Regions from separate parts of the Homo sapiens genome. Here region 2 is linked to region 1. A link is an interaction called in ENCODE POLR2A ChIA-PET data of the cell type or tissue named here. Cell type or tissue: OCI-LY7. All regions are shown on one strand. Each heading gives the region's core, and the rest is flanking DNA. Links, peaks and the distances in the headings are about the cores only.

What was found. Peaks named below come from ENCODE experiments on the same cell type or tissue, not always from the same donor. Only the 100,000 strongest peaks of a DNase experiment are listed, where the experiment ranks them.
Region 2: POLR2A ChIA-PET joins it to region 1 with 12 read pairs; 2 of 35 experiments call an interaction of 5 or more read pairs at or near these places.

Annotation. Positions count from the first base shown.
Region 1 is chr3:23,556,616-23,562,005 of GRCh38, forward strand. The region is part of intron 5 of UBE2E2 (ubiquitin conjugating enzyme E2 E2); the gene reads left to right. Among named protein-coding and RNA genes, the nearest start is that of UBE2E1, 250 kb to the right of the region's middle. In OCI-LY7, for the core only: no CTCF peak of the experiment used is centred there; no DNase peak of the experiment used is centred there; H3K27ac peaks cover 410 bases.
Region 2 is chr3:23,215,772-23,221,161 of GRCh38, forward strand. It overlaps UBE2E2 (ubiquitin conjugating enzyme E2 E2), which reads left to right. Exons shown (of 6, transcript NM_152653.4): 3 at 1,491-1,541. Among named protein-coding and RNA genes, the nearest start is that of UBE2E2, 15 kb to the left of the region's middle. In OCI-LY7, for the core only: no CTCF peak of the experiment used is centred there; no DNase peak of the experiment used is centred there; H3K4me3 peaks cover 1,081 bases; H3K27ac peaks cover 1,118 bases.

The DNA.
Region 1 (5,390 bases), core at 187-5,186:
AACCACTAATAGCTTATTTGAGGTTAAAGAGTCCTCCCTTAAAATATGTACTACAAACTTATGGTTTAGAATTTCACTGTTTTGCCTCACACATGACTTTACAATGTGTAAATCAGGAATCCAGCATTTCTTCCCGTATACCAACAAAATTTATATTTTAAATTAACTCATAATAATCTATATAATTTTAAAGCAAATGCTGACATTCTGTGACCCATAAATAGCACACATGGAATTGGTATGTCCTGTAGAATTATTGCTTTCTTTACCTATCCGTAATGTACAGTAAGTCCTCATTTAACATTGTCAGTAGGTTCTTATAATGAGACCAGTTTTACCATAGGCTAATTGATCTAAACAATTGCCAAGTCCCTTCGGCACATTTCTCATCACAGACATATCACCAAACTCCTAAAGGAAGACCTAAAACACTCCTAATACTAAACATTGAAATAGATGTGAGCTATCCATACATTTAAGAAACACTAAATACAAGTAAGATAATTATTTATCCAATTTTAGGGAAATCAGTGAATGACGGTGTTTGTGTTGGTGGTGGACTAAATCAAATAAGTTTTTGCAAAGCAAAAATTGTGAGGAGCACCTCCTACAACCATGCAGTTCAGATGCTAACCAATATGGCAGGCTCATTGAATGCTTTCATACTACATCATTTACTGTTGCGCATTTTGTATGATTATCATAGACTAAGCACTTCTATTTTACAATCCTTTGTATTCATTCATTCATTTTCCAGCTTGTTTATTCCAGTTTAGGATCTCAGTCAGCTAGAACCCATCCTGGCAGCCCAGGGTACAAGACGGGAACCAACCCTGGACAGGATGCCATTCCATCGCAGGACACACTCACACACAGACCCATGCTTCCTCACACTGGGACAGTTTAGATACACCAGTTCACTTAAATACACCTTTGGGGTGTAGGAAGAAACTGGAGTACCCAGAGAAAACCCACACCAGACGCAGTGAGAACATGCAAACTCTACACAAACAGTGGCTCTGTCAGGAATATTATTTTTTCTCGTCAACCAACATTGAACAAAATGACATATTGGAGACCCTGCTGTAGTTAATGCAATTGATGAGATTCAACTTCCCCATCATTAACTTACTTTTTCAAATATAAGGAGCATAGCAGCCTCATCTATAACTTTTTCCAAAGGTAACTTCCCACTTCTTTATCAGCAAGTCACTCTGTCACTGTATTTTAATATCCTCTTGTCCACAAACCAGGCTTACATAGTCTTCCTTGGAGTTTATAGGGATCTGACAAATTCTTTCAGAAAGTCAGCATAGCTTTTTGTCTATATTGACATCAACACACTAGGTCAGCCTATGCGTCTAAGAGAAACATGTCAACATGGCTGTCTTACTGCGTTTCTCATTGTTTTTCTCTAGAGTGATATCCCTTGAAGGTCATATTACAGATCGTTTTATCAAAGGCATGTCAACAATAGTAACTGGGCAATGGTTGGTTTCACCTAATGAGATAAGTCCTCCAAAACCACTGATAGCTTGATGCCCTAACAAAACCCAGTTGTCTAAATATTTCACCATGACTTCAAACTAGTCTCAAACTTAACATAATTGATCTGCATGTTTCATTCTCAGTCCTCAAGAGTACATTGCTTAAGATGTTTCTTCTATAAGTATAGGGTGAAAGTGCAGATAAATCCAAGTGTGCAAATGGTATTTCACTTCATTATTCCTCCTTCTCTGCCCCTCAGTTTATACACCTGGGCAAACATAGATGTACAGACATATCTTTATGTAGTTATGTATATCTTTACAGCTTGATGCCCGAGTCTCAGACTCATGTAAAAGCAAATCTGGTAAATGAATTCAGATTATGACGTTTGTACCATCCTGAAATCAGTCTCCAAGAAAAGGTTCAAGATACCAACTTATCAGCAGATTTTTTTCTGAAATAAAGACTCTCTTCATGGTTAATTTATAGAATCTTATTCTTACTGTAACTTTTAAATTGGAGGAGATTGGGAGGCATGACATATACCAACTTTTTGAATATGGCATTGTTTCCTAGCATTGGTCAATGGGATATTGCCCATCCAGGATGAGGATATTAATGTGACTATTTCAACTCTTCTCTTCACTGAAATCTGTTCATCTCAGTGTTATTTATTGCCAGGCACAGTGGCATATGCCTGTATTCCCAGCTACTTGGGAGCTGAGGCAAGAGGGTCCCTTGAGCCCAGGAGCTCAAAGACCAACCTGGGCAACATAGCAAGACCCCATTTCTTTTTATAATTGTATTTATATTAACTGATCTGAGTGCTAAAAATAAATTGTATAGACACCTTTATTCCCATAATTAGTTATTATCATTCCTAAGAAATTCTAATGAGGTTAGTCAAATAAGTCACTGGAAAACTGAAGTCTCAACACAAGAGTAATATAATGATTTGCTTATGGGTACAGGCTGAATATATTAGAACTCCATGAACTTTAGTTTTGACAGATTAAAAATAACCAGCTAATGAAATTAAGCACTGAAGCTTTATTCTTAGGTTATCCCTAGAGAAATAATTCCTCATTTTTATTTTGGCTTATAACTTGATTACAAATTGAGAGTTGGCTTTTTTGTACCTTTTATGGAATTCAAGTGCATTTGATTAAGCATTTAACATCACTCCCAGAGGCAAGCAATCTCAAAGTGTCACTGGGCATGGTAGGCATTAAACATCCTGGTTTTTCTGACCTGTAGTCAACCTTAACCGTGACCTATCACCTCCTCACCACACACTAGATTACCTGGAGGCCCTTCTCTATCAGAAAGACTATACTAGAGATTTGAACTTCGTACAAGTGAGAATTAGATTTAAATTACTAAGCTGATTTTCATTTCCGATTTTAATCAAAACTTAAATACTTGTCTCCAGAAATAAAAGATAGTCATGTTTAACTAATACCAGCAGCCCTGTGGCTGTCCTGCCGTGAGCAGCTTATCCTCCCTCCCCCACTCCTTTCCTTTCTTTCTTTCTTTTTGTACAATGTTGAGTTAAGGTCACCATCATCTACTCATCACTCCAATAAGAATTTTAAGTCTGGTTAAAATATTAAACATGAATTGACACCACAGTGGTTTGGTATCATGCACGTTAGAAATAACTGCTCAAGTTAAATGCTGATGTTTAATTCTTTTGTTATCTTTATAGGAATGGTTCTCCAGTATTATTTTATTACTGATTTTTTAATGATTATCCTAGACTGGGTAATTTAAATATGTAAAGCTCTGTAAGTACATACTGGACCTAATTTGCAAGTAAAAATATACCTCATGCACATAGTGGGTGTGCTCTTTAGAGGCCAAGAGGCTGTTCAGTATCTGTCTTAAGATGTACCTCCCACTCTGTATCTGTTTATTAATATGGGGCTAGAAATATCTTTCTTTTTATATATGTATATATGTATTTTTTTATTTTATTTTAAGTTCTAGGGTACATGTGCACAACGTGCAGGTTTGTTACATATATATACATGTGCCATGTTGGTGTGCTGCACCCGTTAACTCATCATTTATATTAGGTATATCTCCGAATGCTATACCTCCCCCCTCCCCCTCCCCCCACCCCACAACAGGCCCCGGTGTGTGATGTTCCCCTTCCTGTGTCCATGTGTTCTCGTTGTTCAATTCCCACCTATGAGTGAGAACATGCGGTGTTTGGTTTTCTGTCCTTGCAATAGTTTGCTCAGAATGATGGTTTCCAGCTTCATCCGTGTCCCTACAAAGGACATGAACTCATCCTTTTTTATGGCTGCATAATATTCCATAGTGTATATGTGCCACATTTTCTTAATCCAGTCCATCCTTGATGGACATTTGGGTTGGTTCCAAGTCTTTGCTGTTGTGAGTAGTGCCACAATAAACATACGTGTGCACGTGTCTTTATAGCAGCAGGATTTATAATCCTTTGGGTATACGCCCAGTAATGGGATTGCTGGGTCAAATGGTATTTCTAGTTCTAGATCCTTGAGGAATCGCCACACTGACTTCCACAATGGTTGAACTAGTTTACAGTCCCACCAACAGTGTAAAAGCATTCCTATTTCTTCACATCCTCTCCAGCATCTGTTGTTTCCTGACTTTTTAATGATTGCCATTCTAACTGGTGTGAGATGGTATCTCATTGTGGTTTTGATTTGCATTTCTCTGATGGCCAGTGATGATGAGCATTTTTTTCATGTGTCTGTTGGCTGCATACATGTCTTCTTTTGAGAAGTGTCTGTTCATATCCTTTGCCCACTTTTTGATGGGGTTGTTTGTTTTTTTCTTGTAAATTTGTTTGAGTTCTTTGTAGATTCTGGATATTAGACCTTTGTCAGATGGGTAGATTACAAAAATTTTCTCCCATTGTGTAGGTTGCCTGTTCACTCTGCTGGTAGTTTCTTTTGCTGTGCAGAAGCTCTTTAGTTTAATTAGATCCCATTTGTCAATTTTGGCTTTTGTTGCCATTGCTTTTGGTGTTTTAGACATGAAGTCCTTGACCCCCATCCCTATGTCCTGAATGGTATTGCCTAGGTTTTCTTCTAGGGTTTTTATGGTTTTAGGTCTAACGTTTAAGTCTTTAATCCATCTTGAATTAATTTTTGTATAAGGTGTAAGGAAGGGATCCAGTTTCAGCTTTCTCCATATGGCTAGCCAGTTTTCTCAGCACCATTTGTTAAATAGGGAATCCTTTCCCCATTTCTTGTTTTTGTCAGGTTTGTCAAAGATCAGATAGTTGTAGATGTGTGGTATTATTTCTGAGGGTTCTGTTCTGTTCCATTGGTCTATATCTCTGTTTTGGTACCAGTACCATGCTGTTTTGGTTACTATGGCCTTGTAGTATAGTTTGAAGTCAGGTAGTGTGATGCCTCCAGCTTTGTTCTTTTGGCTTAGGATTGACTTGGCAATGCGGGCTCTTTTTTGGTTCCATATGAACTTTAAAGTAGTTTTTTCCAATTCTGTGAAGAAAGTCATTGGTAGCTTGATGGGGATGGCATTGAATCTATAAATTACCTTGGGCAGTGTGGCCATTTTCACGATACTGATTCTTCCTACCCATGAGCATGGAATGTTCTTCCATGTGTTTGTGTCCTCTTTTATTTCATTGAGCAGTGGTTTGTGGTTCTCCTTGAAGAGGTCCTTCACATCCCTTGTAAGTTGGATTCCTAGGTATTTTATTCTCTCTGAAGCAATTGTGAATGGGAGTTCACTCATGATTTGGCTCTCTGTCTGTTATTGGTGTATAAGAATGCTTGTGATTTTTGCACATTGATTTTGTATCCTGAGACTTTGCTGAAGTTGCTTATCAGCTTAAGAAGATTTTGGGCTGAGACAATGGGATTTTCTAGATATACAATCATGTG
Region 2 (5,390 bases), core at 161-5,160, 340 kb before region 1:
CTGAATGAGTGAGAGGTGAAAGTGTGTGTGCCTAGTTGGCCATCTTTAACCTGGACTTAGCCACTGAGTTTTGAAGTGTCTGTTGTATACTTTTGTGTGAAATCCATAAAATATCTTCTCCTATATCAAATCTTTGAGACTTCTGTCATTTAAATATGGGCAATATGTACTTTGTATGCATATAAATACTTCACAGAATCCATATTAGAAGGAAGTTACAGTGTGTTAAAAGAGATCACGGAGTTTGTTCTAGTTAACTTCTATTTTACAGGACGGAAAACTGAGGCACAGGGAGAGAGAGCAAGCATGTGTGAGCAGTATTCTTGCTCAGGGACTCAATTTAATGGCCTAGCAGAATTACAATGACATTTTTTTGACTTTGAATTTCTTAGCCGTGCTCTGATTCATAATGCCTCGCCAACCTTGAATCACGTGGTTTAGAGAAGTCACAATTATATTAGTAGCATGCAGTTCCTTCGGGAAGTTGATACCAATTCTATTGGAGGGATCCCATTTATTCTAGTAGTTTGTTGTCTTGAAAAAGAAGTAGAATGAAATTGTTTGAGTTTAAATATTTTTGCTCAAATTCTTGTTTTGGTTTTTAAAGATACTTTAATCAGTTATTATTGATATACTGTCACAGTAATTACCAGACAACAGGCATCCAGCTATTAATAACCCCATATTTAAGAACCAAGGCAAAGGAGAAGAAACGGTTTTGAGAATTTTTTGGTATTTGATTTAACAAAGCCTACATTTAATAAGGTATGAATGATAGTTAAGGGATTGCCAAGTATAGTCTTAGAAAACAGTGGCGCACTTTCAGCCTTTTTGTATGTACATAGGATGTTAGATGCTGTTAAAAATAAAAGTAGAATGTAACACATGAGGATAGAGCAGGCTTAAATTTTTTTTTTTGCATGAAGCTCATGCAATGACATTAATTGCTCATGTAATATTAGGGTAGTTCTAGCCGATGAAATAGTGTTAAACTTCAAAGTCCCAACCTGGTCCAAATTAGAGGCTCCAGGAAGGAATACCATATGCATCTTGATGGCAGTTTCAGGTGTTGGAATGAGATCCCGAATCATTTGATTCTATCAGTCATGATGCTTGGATTTAACTTAATATCAGCTTTCCATCCTGTATGGGAATGCTCTAATACAAAACAGAAGTTAAAATGACCCATGAATGGTGTGGCAGAAATTTCCAGCTTTAGAAATTTTAATTAGTGCTGTCAGTGGTTCAGTGAAGTCGTAGTGTTCCTTCCACAGGTTGCATGCACTGGTAGTCTCATCCTTTAGATGCATCCTCAAAACCCTGGCAGAAATTGCAACTTTATTGTTTGTTGGATGTGATTCTTTATACAGTATTAGTATTTCAAACTAATATACCAAAGGGAAATGTTATTAAAATGTAACGTTTTAATGAAATAAATTGTTAAGAGTGAAGATATTTTTAACATAATGTTCTTTGTCTTTATTTTAAAGAATTCAGAAGGAACTTGCAGAAATCACATTGGACCCTCCTCCCAACTGTAGGTAAGTACTCATGGTTTTTTATTTACTTGTATCTTTTGCAGAAGGTGCATTTGAACTGTTGGTTTTATATGCAGCTGTTGTTGTAGTCTGATTAATTAGTAAAAACATCATTGTTGTTTGAACTTAAGTGACTGTGGAAGACAATGGTTTTTGTCATCTCTGTGCAGAAATGGAATGTTCAGCAAGTATGTTTGTAGTGGTTGAACGGAGTTGCCAAAAGTAGTGTAATGCAATAACAGTAAGACAATGAAATTATAGGGTAACAAATACACTATGACATTTTAGTGGAAGAGGTGTTAGGGCCTTAAGTGGTTTTTTTAATGATAGAATAATAGCATGGCTAAAATATGTGCTATGTTGTATTGTTATCTTGTTGGAATTTGATTTTTAAAAATGCAGACACATTAAACAGTGTTTCTTCATGGTTTACATTATTTCTTGTCGTCATTGGTTGTGACTAGGTAAGAATGGGTGATTTGAGGCAATGATGTTAAATGTAAAACTCTCTCTCCCTTTATGATCATGACCTCGAATTTTCTGGTCAGTGTTTACTTTTAGGAAAGAAAAGTGCTTACCTGGAAATGGTTAATGTTATAAAGATACATGGACAAAGAGGAGAAAAATAACCTCTTACCTTATGCTGCTGCTTTGGGTCTGGTGCAGTAGTTAGAAGATGGCTGTTTGGTTATTTTTAAGACACTTATTTCTGTTTTGAGATGAGATCAGCATTGGAACCAGGCCAACCTGGAGTTTTTCTGGTTTAAAATGATAATCTTATGCATTGAAGGTGAGAGGGCCGATTAAATAAAAATTTTCCCAACGTTGAACGCAGGTAGAATTTATTGCTTGGTATGATTTCTGAGTTTACTGATCTTACTTTTATGTAAAAACAAAGATAACAATTTTGTGTAGGAAAAATTCTAATAGGACTTACTTTGTGGTGAATCTAATATGGTTCTTCAAATGAATCATGTACAGTTTATAAACTTACAGTAATAATATTCAAAGAATGTTTCACTCAAATAGAACAAATATTTCTTTGTTAGGTAAAACCGTTTAACCTAAGACTTTTTGTCACTCTTAGGACTGTATTACATCAAAGCCGTTTCAGATGGCAGATCATTGTTTAGCTTTTGGTGGTCAATGATTATAAGTGGATGGATTTGTGGAAAAACCCCAGTTTGAATTAAACCTAACATCCTTTGTTTCTTAGGATAATATTTGTTTTAATGGTCTGAATCTTTAAAAAACCCATATTATTAATATATTACATATATTATTTTTGTAACCTTTTTTATGAACAATTGAACTGATAAATAAGTGAACTTTATACACTTCTTTGCTTAAATTTTGACAACCCCAATCACCGGCAAAATAAACAACTTTGTTTTAATAAGTTTGTTTAAGGCTCATTTTTAATAAATGAAATCCACATACAGTATCATGTGATGTAGACTGCAATTTTGCTATTAGATAAATGGGGAAAGGAACTATATAAAGGTTATTATTTAAATAAACAAATAATTGAACCATAGTTCTATTAAAAGTAAAAGAAACGTTTAACTATAGTGTCATCTGAAATTTGGAGGTTTACTTTGTCTTTGAGCCTTAGTGACATCATTACTAGTTCATATGTAAGCTCTTCATAAATAGAGCAAAATGTGTATTACAGGTTTTAATTTTTAAATGTAGAAGTCACACATAATAAGCCCTTCAAACAGTTTCAGGGAAGATATCTACTTTAGTTAATTTTCTGACTTGGGAATTTGTAAGGAAATTCTCACTTGTGGGCTGAGGATTGGATAGCTGATAAGTTTGCTTTAGAAGCTAGGTCTGCAGTGCAGTGGCTTTGGCTCCTTTTATTGATTCTAAAACAGTTGCTTGGACTGGGTCAGGCAGAGAGAAAGGTTATTTACCTTCGTATGGCACTCCCTTTGGCAAGCAAAGGGTCCTCTGTGCTGTAGCTGATAGAAAATGTAAAACTGGTTAATCAACACTTATCAGTGTGCTTGTGTTACTTAATATGGATGTTTGGTGTGCTTATTAAGTGCATCACTGTGGTCTTTGGACTGTTTGGTGTCAAATATTTGGTTGTGGTTTGTAGTTAATCTGCCCATCTGTATTTCGGTGAAAATGTGGTTACCATCTTCAGAAAGAGATTAGATTGCAGTGTTAGTTTGGCTTATTTTTGGTCAAAGTTAACAGTGCTTTTGTGGTTGATTTTTACAAGTTCTGCACTGCCTGCATTGGCCTAATGACTGTAATGGATTAATTTATCAAAATAGAGCAAATTAAAGTTATCTGCCTAATAGAAGTCAGAGTCCTTTACTTAATCAGTTAAGTCATATCTCATTTCAGAAGAAAGCATCCCCTTACTCTGCTCCCTTTGTGGATTACCTCTCCTATCACACATGCCTCTCAAAACCCTGCCTTTTGGTTCCCTGGGTAGTTGTTAGTCTGCTATCACATGTAAAGATTATATGTGAGGGAACATCTGTGGGTTTTACCTGTTTAGTCAGAGAGTGGAGAACGATTTTTTCTACTGGTTGTCTGGGTAGGGGTGGGTGTGTGTCACATTCCACTTTGAGTGTGGTTTATCCTATTTTCGGGAACCTTAACAGACAACCCAATACTGTGTGTTTGTCAGGTTAGATGGAACCTCTGAATTTTGGTGCATCTCTTAGGTGATATCTAGTTAAGCTTCTTTTGGAATCATATTGAAGGAACTGTATGTGTTTAAGCGTTGTGCAAATCTGTTATTTAAAGAAGTTGAGACTATCAAGTCACCCCGAATCACAGCATTCAGTGTAGATAAAGTTTTATGTAAGGCATTTTTAGAGGAAGTTATTCTAATATAGTATTGGTTAATTTTTTTTCAGGTTTTGAATAAACAAATATTATTTTAAAGAACACCTACAAATGATTTAATAGATTGAATTATTTCATGTAGGAGATATTTGCCTCTACATATTTCAGTTTTTTCTCACTTTATTGTTGTCTTTGAAGTAAAAATGCAGTAAGATAGTTTTATTTTTGAAGTTGGGTTAAATATGTCATCCTTTTTAAAAACATTACTCACAGTTTAATGGGTAAATATTTTAAAACAAAACTTTATAGCTAAGAAAAAATTTCTGCTCATAAAATCGTAGCGTCTGTAGGGCCATAGGCATAGAAAATTACACTTCATTTGAGTGAAATTTGGTATATGCTTAGAGTATTTCCTATAAGTAGTGGAATATATTTTTCTTGGCCTTAACTGTCATGTTGGCTAACATAACTGACCCATGACATTTGCAAGGGTTCTATCCTGAGGCCTTCACAGATCCACTGATCAATAAATGTTTTCATACTACTGCTGAGTTAGAGGTGCTGGGCAGTTGGTTAGAATTGCTCGTTACCTTGGTGCCTTGCACACCAGCTTAGATGGATAGAGTGGGTCAAATTGATGCTTTATCCTTACAGACCTCTAACAGGTAGATTCACTGCCCCTTATAAATGACTACAGGTTGTAACTTTCACAGTTCTTCACAAATTGTTAAAAGCAAGATCTTAGATCTGTGCATGTCAGTGTGTTCATTTATACTTCCTCGGTGCTAGTGGAGAACTGGCAGCTAGTGGGCCAGCAAATCTCCAGATAAAAATTAAAATTAAAATCGTCATCATCCAAAGGATAACTTGCTCCTCTGTATCACAGAGAAGCTAACTTGTTCAAATGCTATTATGATCTGCTACTGCTAAAGTTTGTATTAGGTTTACGAGCAGGGGAATGACAGAGAATCCTTATTACTTTTTGGAAGAAAAGACTAAGGTAAAATGATTTATTTGGATTTTGATTTTTGGTCTAGTAAT